Regions from separate parts of the Homo sapiens genome. Here region 1 is linked to region 2. Evidence: read pairs that join two places in POLR2A ChIA-PET (ENCODE). Cell type or tissue: CD4-positive, alpha-beta T cell. All regions are shown on one strand. Region 1 holds the start of LOC124902619 (a long non-coding RNA gene). Region 2 overlaps STIM1 (stromal interaction molecule 1).

What was found. ChIA-PET counts read pairs that join two places held together with the same protein. Peaks named below come from ENCODE experiments on the same cell type or tissue, not always from the same donor. Only the 100,000 strongest peaks of a DNase experiment are listed, where the experiment ranks them.
Region 1: POLR2A ChIA-PET joins it to region 2 with 6 read pairs; 14 of 35 experiments call an interaction of 5 or more read pairs at or near these places.

What each region holds. Positions count from the first base shown.
Region 1 is chr11:3,832,584-3,837,583 of GRCh38, forward strand. The region is part of intron 1 of RHOG (ras homolog family member G); the gene reads right to left. LOC124902619 (a long non-coding RNA gene) reads left to right here and starts at 4,694. Exons shown (of 2, transcript XR_007062560.1): 1 at 4,694-5,000. In CD4-positive, alpha-beta T cell, no CTCF peak of the experiment used is centred here; DNase peaks (open chromatin) are centred at 2,163 and 4,448; H3K4me3 peaks cover 2,163 bases; H3K27ac peaks cover 3,800 bases.
Region 2 is chr11:3,902,947-3,907,946 of GRCh38, forward strand. The region is part of intron 1 of STIM1 (stromal interaction molecule 1); the gene reads left to right. Among named protein-coding and RNA genes, the nearest start is that of PPIAP40, 12 kb to the left of the region's middle. RefSeq lists an enhancer at 633-927 and a silencer at 633-927. In CD4-positive, alpha-beta T cell, no CTCF peak of the experiment used is centred here; a DNase peak (open chromatin) is centred at 2,285; H3K27ac peaks cover 1,700 bases.

The sequences.
Region 1 (5,000 bases), 70 kb before region 2:
AAAGCCTTTCATCCCAGAAGGCAGGAAGCACTGAGTATGCCTGTATCTGTGGTAGGGGATCAGCCCAGTCCTCCCTACTCAGGTCTAGTTCAGACCTTTATCCTCTCTCCCAAAACAACTCTTCTTTCTGAAATCCTCTGGCCTGAACTGGGTTGAATAAGTTACCATAGCCCATTTCAGGAGGGCATATAGAGTCTAAACTGTGCCAAACAGGAAGAAGGGATGTCAGTGCTGCAGGACACCAAACCAGGAGTGTGACCTATCTGGAGCGGGGTTCAACAATGACTTATTCACTAAGTGGCTTTTTCAAAAGAATCATTAAGCCCAGCTCAGTGGTGCACCTGCAGTCCCAGCTACTAGGGAGGCTGGGCCCAGGAGTGAAGGGTTGTAGTGTGTACACTAGTCAAGGTTATCGTCCCTGTGAGTAGCCACTGCACTCCAGCCTGAGCAACACAGCAAGACCCCATGTCTCAAAAAAAAAAAAAGTTATTTAGTAAATCAATGGTTGCCAATCTGTTTTGTTTTGTTTTTTCTTTTGGAGCAAGGTCTTGTTCTGTTGCCCAGGCTGAAATGCAGTGGTGCCATCACAGCTCACTGTAGTCTCAACCTCCCAGGCTCAAGGCATCCTACCTCAGCCTCCTGAGTAGCTGGGACTACAGGCAGGCACCACCACACCTGGCTAATTTTTGTATTTTTAATGCATCTTTTTGTTTGTTTGTAGAGACAGGGTCTTGCCATGTTGCCCAGGCTGGTCTTGAACTCCTGGTCTCAAGTGATCCTCCTGACTAGCCCTCCCAAAGTGCTGGGATTATGGGCGTGGGCCACCATGCCTGGCCAGATCTGTATGTTATTAGACAAATTACAATGACTTATTCTGGCTTTTTAGTCCCAATTCAGATCATGCCTGGTCCCTCATACTGGCATTCAGAGTTCTTCACAATTTGATAAGGGATATTAGAGTTACGTAGACTTGGGTTTGAATCCTAGTTCTGCCTCTTACCAGCTGTGTGACCCTGAGCTTCTGATGATTTGCCTCTCTAAGCTTCAATTTCCTTATCTTTCAAATGCAGTGGCAACGTACAGTACCTACCACATAGCACTGTTATAAGGACTAAGTGCATTAATGTATAATATGTGCACAATGTAGGTACTTTGCAAGTGTGAGTTCCCAGCTCCCTGTTCCAGAGGGATTTTCAATGTCCTCTGCAAACAAGCCAGGATCATTCTTGCCTCTGAACTTTTACTCTTTGTTTTTCCCTCTGCTGCCATTCCCTCTCCCTTCTCTAATCTTCCTTACTCCTTAAGGCCTAACTTAAGTCTCACAGTTGCATAAGGTTACTGAATTCTTCTTTGGATATCCATTGCATGGCTACCTGTCGCCCAGGTTAGAGTGCAGTGTCGCGATCTCAGCTCACTGCAATCTCCACCTCCCGGGTTCAAGTGATTCTCCTGCCTCAGCCTCCTGAGTTATTGGGATTACATGCATGTGCCATCATGCCCAGCTAATTTTTGTATTTTTAGTAGAGACAGGATTTCATCATGTTGGCCAGGCTGGTCTTGAACACCTGGCCTCAAGTGATCCACCTGCCTTGGCCTCTGAAAGTGCTGGGATTACAGGAGTAAGCCACTGCACCCATGGCCACCCCTTTTAACCCTGCTTTGGCTCTGTGTGATTCTCCTTTTCCAACAGTCATACGTAAGTTTCCCAGCTGTACATGCCCTTCAGTACTGAAGCCTTGGCTTCTCTGGACTAAATGACAAAAAAAAACCTCTAAGTATAGGGCTAGGCACACAGGACTGTACAACCATTGCCTTTTGATCTGCTTGTACCAGCCCTCATCACTGAGATATGGAGAGACTTCTCTGAAGCCCAGTATCGGACACTCCCTGCCCACCCCCCAACAGACAAGACTGCAATGCTGAATCTCATCGGACAGCAATGACAGGCAAAAGCTATGCCTGAAATAGGCAAAAATCTCTCTTCCCAGTACCAGGCTGACCTGGCTCCGGCAGGAAGTATAGCCCATGGGGGTCTAACCCTATCTGAATGTGGTCCCTGGAGCCCGGCTTGTACCCAGTGGGGCCTGGCCTTGGGGTGTGGCCCAGGCAGGCCCAGAATGGGGGAGGGAAAGGAAGCAGCCTGATTGCCAGATCTCTGTGGCTGTTACAGCAGGGGAAGTGTCCCAACTGGGAGTGGGGGAGGGGAGGAACGGACTCTTAAAAGATAGGCGAGTATGGAGGTGATGGGAACTTACCTCAGCCTTCTATAACCTGCCTCCCTAACATGGGGCTCCCTTTCTGCAGCCCTCCCTGAACCTCATTATAACTACAATCCATCTCTGGCCATTCCAATCCTGATCCTCTACAAAGGGGCCTCCATATTCTCTTCCGTAAAATACACCAAGTAGTAATATGGAACCATGCACCATTGCTGCCTCTTCCAGGAAAGCGTAAATTATCCAAGTCAGAAGTGACTTATCCTATCCAAAGTCTGGTCCCTGTCTCTCTCACAGGCTTGGAGAGGCTGATGTGAATCTTATCTCTTGTTATTAGAATGGGAGTGTCTAGAGGGCAAGGTCCTGGTTGACTGGACCTTGCTGAGCACCCTAAGCTGAGCACACCATGTAGTAGCTGTCAGTAAATGACTGAATGAAGTCGATGCAATCATGTCTTTGCATATGGGAGTTCCTCTTCCTGGAATGCGACTCACCCCCCTTCAGATCCTTCCTGTCCTTCAGGCCCAGTACTGTTCCCCAGCTTCTCCAGGACATCACAGCAACCCCCTCTTCTGCCTTACCTTTCCCAGCATTGACCGTACTTTTCATTGTGCTGAACTAACTGGATGCTTCAGGGGGAGGGTAGTCTGACCTTCTGTTTATTTCCAGAAGCCCAGGGAAGGGCTGAGCAAAAGCTGTAGAATGACATACCCCTCCTCCCCCATCAATCCACAGACTCTGATGCTGGGAACAAGGAAGAACCTCTAGGACCAGAAGACACAAGACATAAGTAACCAACTTCTTTCTCATTCACCCTGAAGAGCCCAAAGTTGGGGTAATAAACACATAAGCTATACTGTCTTGTCTTCAACTGGAAGGGTGAGAGGTGAAGCTGGCAGATCTAGCTCAGAGATGATGAGGAAGATGGGAAGGAAAAGTGGTCCCGACAGGCTACAGACTGGGAATATCCGAGGACCCTTGGTCAAAGACATGGCAAGGGACAGGGGCACTGTTGGAAACACTTCCAAAGCTCTACAAGTTTGTTTGTTTGTTTGTTTTGAAGGGAGGAATAGAGGAGAGGTGATATAAAGAGGCTCAAAGGGGCTGCAGCTGGCTGCAGCTGGGCTGGGAGGAGGAAGCTGGGGGAGACATGAGGTCAGTGTGGGACTGGGACCAGGCCAAGGGCTGAGTCTCTTTCTTCCCTTTCTCCCCATCAGCAGGGAAGAACCCAAGAGAGCCCAGTTCCTAGCCTTAAAAAAAAAAAAAAAATCCCCCGGGTGCCGTGGCTCACGTCTGTAATCCCAGCACTTTGGGAGGCCAAGGCAGGCAGACCACTTGAGATCAGGAGTTCGAAACCAGCCTGGCCAACATGGTGAAACCCCGTCTCTACTAAAAATACAAAAATTAGCTGGGCGTAGTGGTGGGATTACGCCTGTAATCCCAGCTACTCAGGAGGCTGAGGGAGGACAATCACTTGAACCCAGGAGGCAGAGGTTGCAGTGAGCAGAGATCATGCTACTGCATTCCAGCCTGGGCCACAGAGCAAGACTCCATCTCCAAAAAAAAAAAAAAAAGAAAGAAAAAATCCATGCTGGAGGACTCTCCACCTCTTGTCATTCATCCTTCAGCCTTTGGAGAGGATCCTACATTGCAGCAGCAGGTAGGAAAAGAGAAGAGTTGATGCCACCCACTAGGAAACGAGACAGTGGTAGCTGGGAAGGCTGGGGGCAGTCTAGGACCCTTTCACTAAGTCCTAGTTCCCAACCTTCTTCCCTCACTGTCCCAGCACCCTAAGTGTTCCATAAAAGGTGAGCCTCAGCTGGGCATGGTGGCTCACATCTGTAATCCCAGCACTTTGGGAGGCTGAGGCTGGCAGATCACTTGAGGTCAGGAATTCGAGACCAGCCTGGCCAGCATGGTGAAACCCCATCTCTACTAAAAAATACAAAAAAAATTAGCTGGGCCTGGTGGTGCATGCCGGTAGTCCCCGCTACCTGGGAGGCTGACACAGGAGAATGGCTTGAACCCGGGAGGTGGAGGTTGTGGTGAGCTGAGATCGCGCCATTGCACTCCAGCCTGGGTGACAGAGCAAGACTCCATCTCAAAAAAAAAAAAAAAAAAAAAAAAAAAAAGCTGAGCCTCAGGACCAGGACAGCTCTGGCTGGGGGAGCCAAGGAAGCTGCCCCCTCCCCCACGCAGCACAGAGGAAGGGTGCACACTGGCTTCCTCCTCCCCGCCTAGCAGCAGCTCAGCAGTCCCTGGGCCCCACCAAAGGCCTGTGAAGTGGCACTTCCTTTGCCTTTGCTAATTTCACATGAGGCTGTACAGAAGTGCCATCCTGCAAATCCTGGCACCCCCACCTGAAAATACCCACAGAGAGACCCAGGGCTGCCCAGTCCCTTTAGCCCCGCCCGAGGCCTGAGGGGGTTTCCACAAGGGAAAATAACACCAGGGAGGAAACTCCGGCATCTATTTTCCACTGTCAGTGAGGCAGAGCTGGAGTAGGAGACAGGGTACTCCCCCATCTTACTACCCCCTGGCAAAATCCCCAACATTCTCTGCCTTCTTATCTCTCAAGCTCTAACAGTCCTTGTGCTTGGGGAAAGGGCAGTACTATCCCTGGACAGATATGTATGTACAGACTACTCGGACCTGTCAAATTGAGGCTGGTAAGACACAAGGGCCCAGAGTGAGGGGCACTGCTATGAGCAGTCTCTTGGGGGAGGAAGAGTCAGAGCCATGATGTTCACTGTTGCCTTTGGAGGTACTGATATGCAACTCCTT
Region 2 (5,000 bases):
TCAGGCTATGAATGACAGAGGGACTTGGAACCTGAACATGTTTATATATAATTTATTAAGTTCTTACCATGTGCCAGGTACTATTCTTTGCATTTTTAATGCTAAGCTTATTTAATTTTTATTAGTAGTTTATTCAGATTAGCTTATTTAATCTTTGTACCAACCCTATGAAAGTAGGTACTATTATTTTACTGTTTTAAAGATGGGAAAACTGAGGCCTAGAGAACTGAAATAATTTGCCCAAACTCACATGGCTAATAAGTGGTAGAGGTGGGATTCGGGCCCAGGTAATATGTTTTCAGTGTGCTTGTTCCTAATCACTCTGGTTTACAGTTTTAAGCAATGAGAAGTCATTATAGATTTCTGCCTAGTGAAGCAACTTGTTTGTAAGTATTGTGATGCAGGGCAATTTCCCAAGCCTTGATGGAAGGCAAGAAGACCAGCCACAGGGTGTTGTAGCAACCATCCCAGTTGCTTTGGAAGATGTATAAAGGTCTTGGAGTTATTTCACAAATTACTTCCTGAGATGGCTCTGTCAGTTGGCAGTCCTACCTGTCAGCTCAGCCCATTTTAGAAATCATTTTCCAAAGAATTTTAACCTTAAGGAAGCTCTCCTCTTTCTATTGAACAGGCTGTACCAGGCATAGGGGCCCCAGGAACCAGGTAGGAAATAGCTCTTGTGGGGTCAGTCCATCTGGAAGCATTTGCAAGAGGGGAAGTTGAAACTATTGAGACTTCCTGTTGTCATTAGAATTTGCTCTCCTGCTATAGGGGGAGTATCCCCTGTTAGGACTGATAGTCTGGTTGCTTATCTTGAGAGGCTGGGCAAGTGGGTTGGGGTGCAGAGATGTGAAAGACATAGTCTGTGTCCATGAACAACCTGCAGGTTACTGAGACACCCATAAACAAGTGCACTCTGTACAGTGTCACAAGTGCTACAATAGAGGTACATAGAAAATGTCCTGGGAAAGGCTGGGCTTGGTGGCTCACGCCTGTAATCCCAGCACTTTGGGAGGCTGAGGCGGGTAGATCACGAGGTCAGCAGTTCGAGACCAGCCTGACCAATATGGTGAAACCCCATCTCTACTAAAAATACAAAAATTAGCTGGGTGTGGTGGTATGTGCCTGTAATCTCAGCTAGACAGGAGGCTGAGGCAGGAGAATTGCTTGAACCCGGGAGGCAGAGGTTGCAGTGAGCCGAGATCGCTCCACTGTACTCCAGCCTGGGTGACAGAGTGAGACTCTGTCTCAAAAAAAAAAAAAAAAAAAAAAAGAAAATATACTGGGAGAGAAAGGAAGGAGGGTCTAAATACTTAGCAATATCAAAGATGCCACCCTGTAAGGATGACCAGGGTTGTGCCAGACAGAGTGCCCTGGAGCATATTCTGGGCAGTGTGACTGTGGAAGTGCATGGCATATTCAGTGAATGACGAGTTGTTCCCTGAACTGGAGTGTTGGACTACTTGGAGGGAGTGGCACGAGATGAAGCTGGGTGTGTGTGAAGGGCCAGATCCCGAATGACCTTGTATTTTATGGTAAAGAGCTTAAATCCTATTGGAGTTAAGCTTTACCGTCGATATTTAAGATGGGTGTGACATGACCAGAGTGTTTTTTTTAGGAAGACCTCTTATATGCCTGTGCTTAGAATGTATAGATTATAACTAGAGGCAGGGAAGGCAGCCAGAAGATTTGCAGTAGCAGATGATGAGGCTGGAACAAGGGTAGTGGTCATGGGGGTTGATTTAAATTGTGTGACGGAAGGATGAAGGAGGCAGTGTTAGGTGACTGGGCATTACTGTGATGCTGTTAACACATGGAATACAAGAGAGAGAGCCGGGGAAGTTAATGCTGCTCTTGAGATGGTTATGGGTGATATCCATGAGAAAATATCTGGTAGTTGGGGGAGAAGACATGAGTTTTGGAGTTCCTGAGAGAGGTAGGAATAGACATGAGAGAATCATGAACTCTAAGAAATAGTAGAGACTGTAGAAGTAGATGAGATCACCTGAGTAAAATTTATAAAATGGGGAAAGAAAGGGGGTTAAGGATAGAGCAGAGAGGAACTCTGATATGTGTGGACAGAAAAGTTAGGGAGGGAGCCTGAGGAGGGGCAATCAGAGAGGCAAGAGAAAGTACTGTCTGGGAAGCCAGGAATGAGAAAAGTTTCTAAAAGAAAGCAATAGTGTCTGTTGCAGCAGAGAACAGGTAGGGTGAGCCTGAAATGAGGCTACTGAGTCATTGGTGACCATGGTGACAGCAGTTTCAGTGGAGGGGTGGGGACAGAAGCTAGACTGCTGTGGCTTAGGGAGTCAGTATGAGGCAAAGATGTAGAACAAAAGACTTTTTTGAGAAATATAGTTGCGAGGGAAGGAAGGAAAGAGGGTGGTATTTTGAAGAGGCAGCAGAGGAGGCAGGTTCAAAGATTTTTTTTTTTTTTTAAAGGTGGAGGGGTGGAGTGGAGACCTGAGCTGGTATAGGTTGTGGGGAGAAGAGATTGAGAAATGTAGCCAGTGAAGGTGCCACATCTCCCTGAATACTTCATACTATTGTGGGAGTCTTAAACTGTGCTGCTCTGCTGAAGCCTGCGGTCACTAGAGCATGGGGCAGACAAGGGAGACCTTGTCATTCATAAGTAATCATTGCACCATTTATTGAGTAACCGCTGCATGCCAGGCATTTTTCTAGATACATTAGACACATCTCTGATGCTCACCACAGTTCCCAGAAGTGAGTATTGTCCCTATTTTCCAAATGCAGAAACAGATGAGTTAAGAAACATTCAGCTAGTTAGTGGTGGAGCCAGTTTCAGCCAGGTTTCTGGAACTGCATGATGTATTCTTTCTGCTTCCCAGTGCTATTTTTTTTCCATTAAATGGAGCTTAATGTTGAAACTCTAAAGAGGGCCCTTGCAGGGGGCAGGGTGGGTGGCCTAGAGGGACAAAGGTAGAGTTCTGGGGCTAGTGCTAGCCTGGAGGGAACATGACTTAATATCTGGGATGAGGGAGGAGGGTCTTGGTCTGGCCTTGCTCTACCTTTTCTTTACTTACCAGTGGCTCTGGTGGTTTCAGGCTTTTACTCTATTTTTCTGCATCTTTCTGTAACTTCTTACCAGGGCCCCTGAGGCCCTAGCTGCTGTGTGCTATGGACTGTTACAGAGGAAAAAAAGAATCAGCTTCCAGGCCCAGAGGGGCTTATCCTTTTTGACAAACTACTCGTGAGGAATTGCTGAGCTGTAGGATGCACTCTCTTTGGCACAGTGGTAGGCTTCTTCCTAAGTATTTTTATTTGAGTTGAATAATTTTGATTCAGTGGAAAGAGCAAAACACTGAGAATTAGAAGACATGATTTCCAGTCTAAGAGATGAACTAGGTTACCTCAGGCGAGTCATTCTCCCTTTGCATATTTACTTGATGTAAGGTAGGGACTGTGTTTTACTCATCCTTGTATCCTGAGCAGCTAGCATATGCCCTGACTGAATAGGTGTCCTGAATAAGTTTATTATGGAGCTAGTTAATCTGCTCTTCTATTAAATGAGAAAATTGGACCTTTTGATTTCCAAAGATTTGCCAATTCTAAAGCGTATTGTTCTGTGAGGGCTTATGATGTTTTAATTATAAAATAATATATACTGTCACTTAGCACCTACTATTTGCTAGGCATTGTGTGAGGTTCTTTACATATTTATTTTATTTAGGTGATTTAAAAAAATTTAAATTTTGTCTAGGTGCTTTAGAAATACTATGGTCCCTTAGGCTATAAGCTCCATGAGGATAGTACCAGTGCCTGTTCACTGCTGTAACCCTAATGCTGAGCACAGTGCTAGGCATGTAATGGATGCTCAGTAAGTTTTTGTTGAATAAAGCAATAAGTAGATGTCTTACCATCGATAAGATAACAATCTTTTAAGATAGGTACTATTAGTACCATCGTATAGATAAGAAAATTGAGGGTAAAAGGTCACAGAACTAGTAAATGGCTGAGAGAGAGAAGATTCAAACCTAAATCCAACTCTAAAATTGGTACCTTTACTACTTAACACCAGCGTGCCTTCACTTATCTGATGTTTTAATTGCAAATTTGAAAAGAAGGACAACAGTAAAGAAGGATACAAGATCAGAAAATCAAATTTTTCTTGAGGGGTGGGGACAGGGTTAGAGGTTGGGCACTGAAGTTTAGAAGTTGGCAATTATCTCCAATACCTTAAGAATAAAAAGGGGTTTATAAGCTTGGGAAGCTGGGGGAAAAAACGAACAAAACGGGGTTATAATGGCAGTTACTATTCACTGGGAGCTTTGTTTATTGAATATCTCATGGCATTAAAAGTCCACTTACATAATTTTAACTATCATCTATTTATTGACAACTCAAATTTGTGTTTCCAGCTTAGATTTCTCCCTGAATTTTAGACTTGCATATCTAACCTCTTAATTAACATTTTAGATATCTAATAGGCATTTTAAATTTAACAAGTTTCACTTACATGGAATCTGTCAGCATATCCTGTCGGTTCTACCTTTAAAACAAATCCAACATTCAGATACTTTTCATTACCTCTGCACCTACCACCCTGATCCACGTTACCATCGTCTCTTGCCTGGTGAGATAATAGCCTAACTGATTGCCCTGCTTTTGCCCTTGCCTGTCTACAGTTTATTCTAAACAGGAAGCCGGAGTGATCCTTTCAAAACGTAAATCCAAATTATATAACTCTTCTGTTCAAAATTGTTCAGTGGCTTTACATATCTCTCAGGGAAAAAGCCAAAGCCCTTAGAGTGGCCCACAAGATCACATATGACTTGGCTCCCAGTTACTGTCTTAGCCTCATTTCCTCTCCACCTGCTCACCCTGCCCCACTGGCTTTCTTACCATTCTTTGAACAATAGAGACAGACATACTCTTGCCTCAGGGCCTTTGCATTGGTTCTTCCTTCTTACTCTAACTTTCTGCATGGCTCATGCCTTATTTCCTTCAGATCTTTTGGTCAAATTTCAACTCAGTGA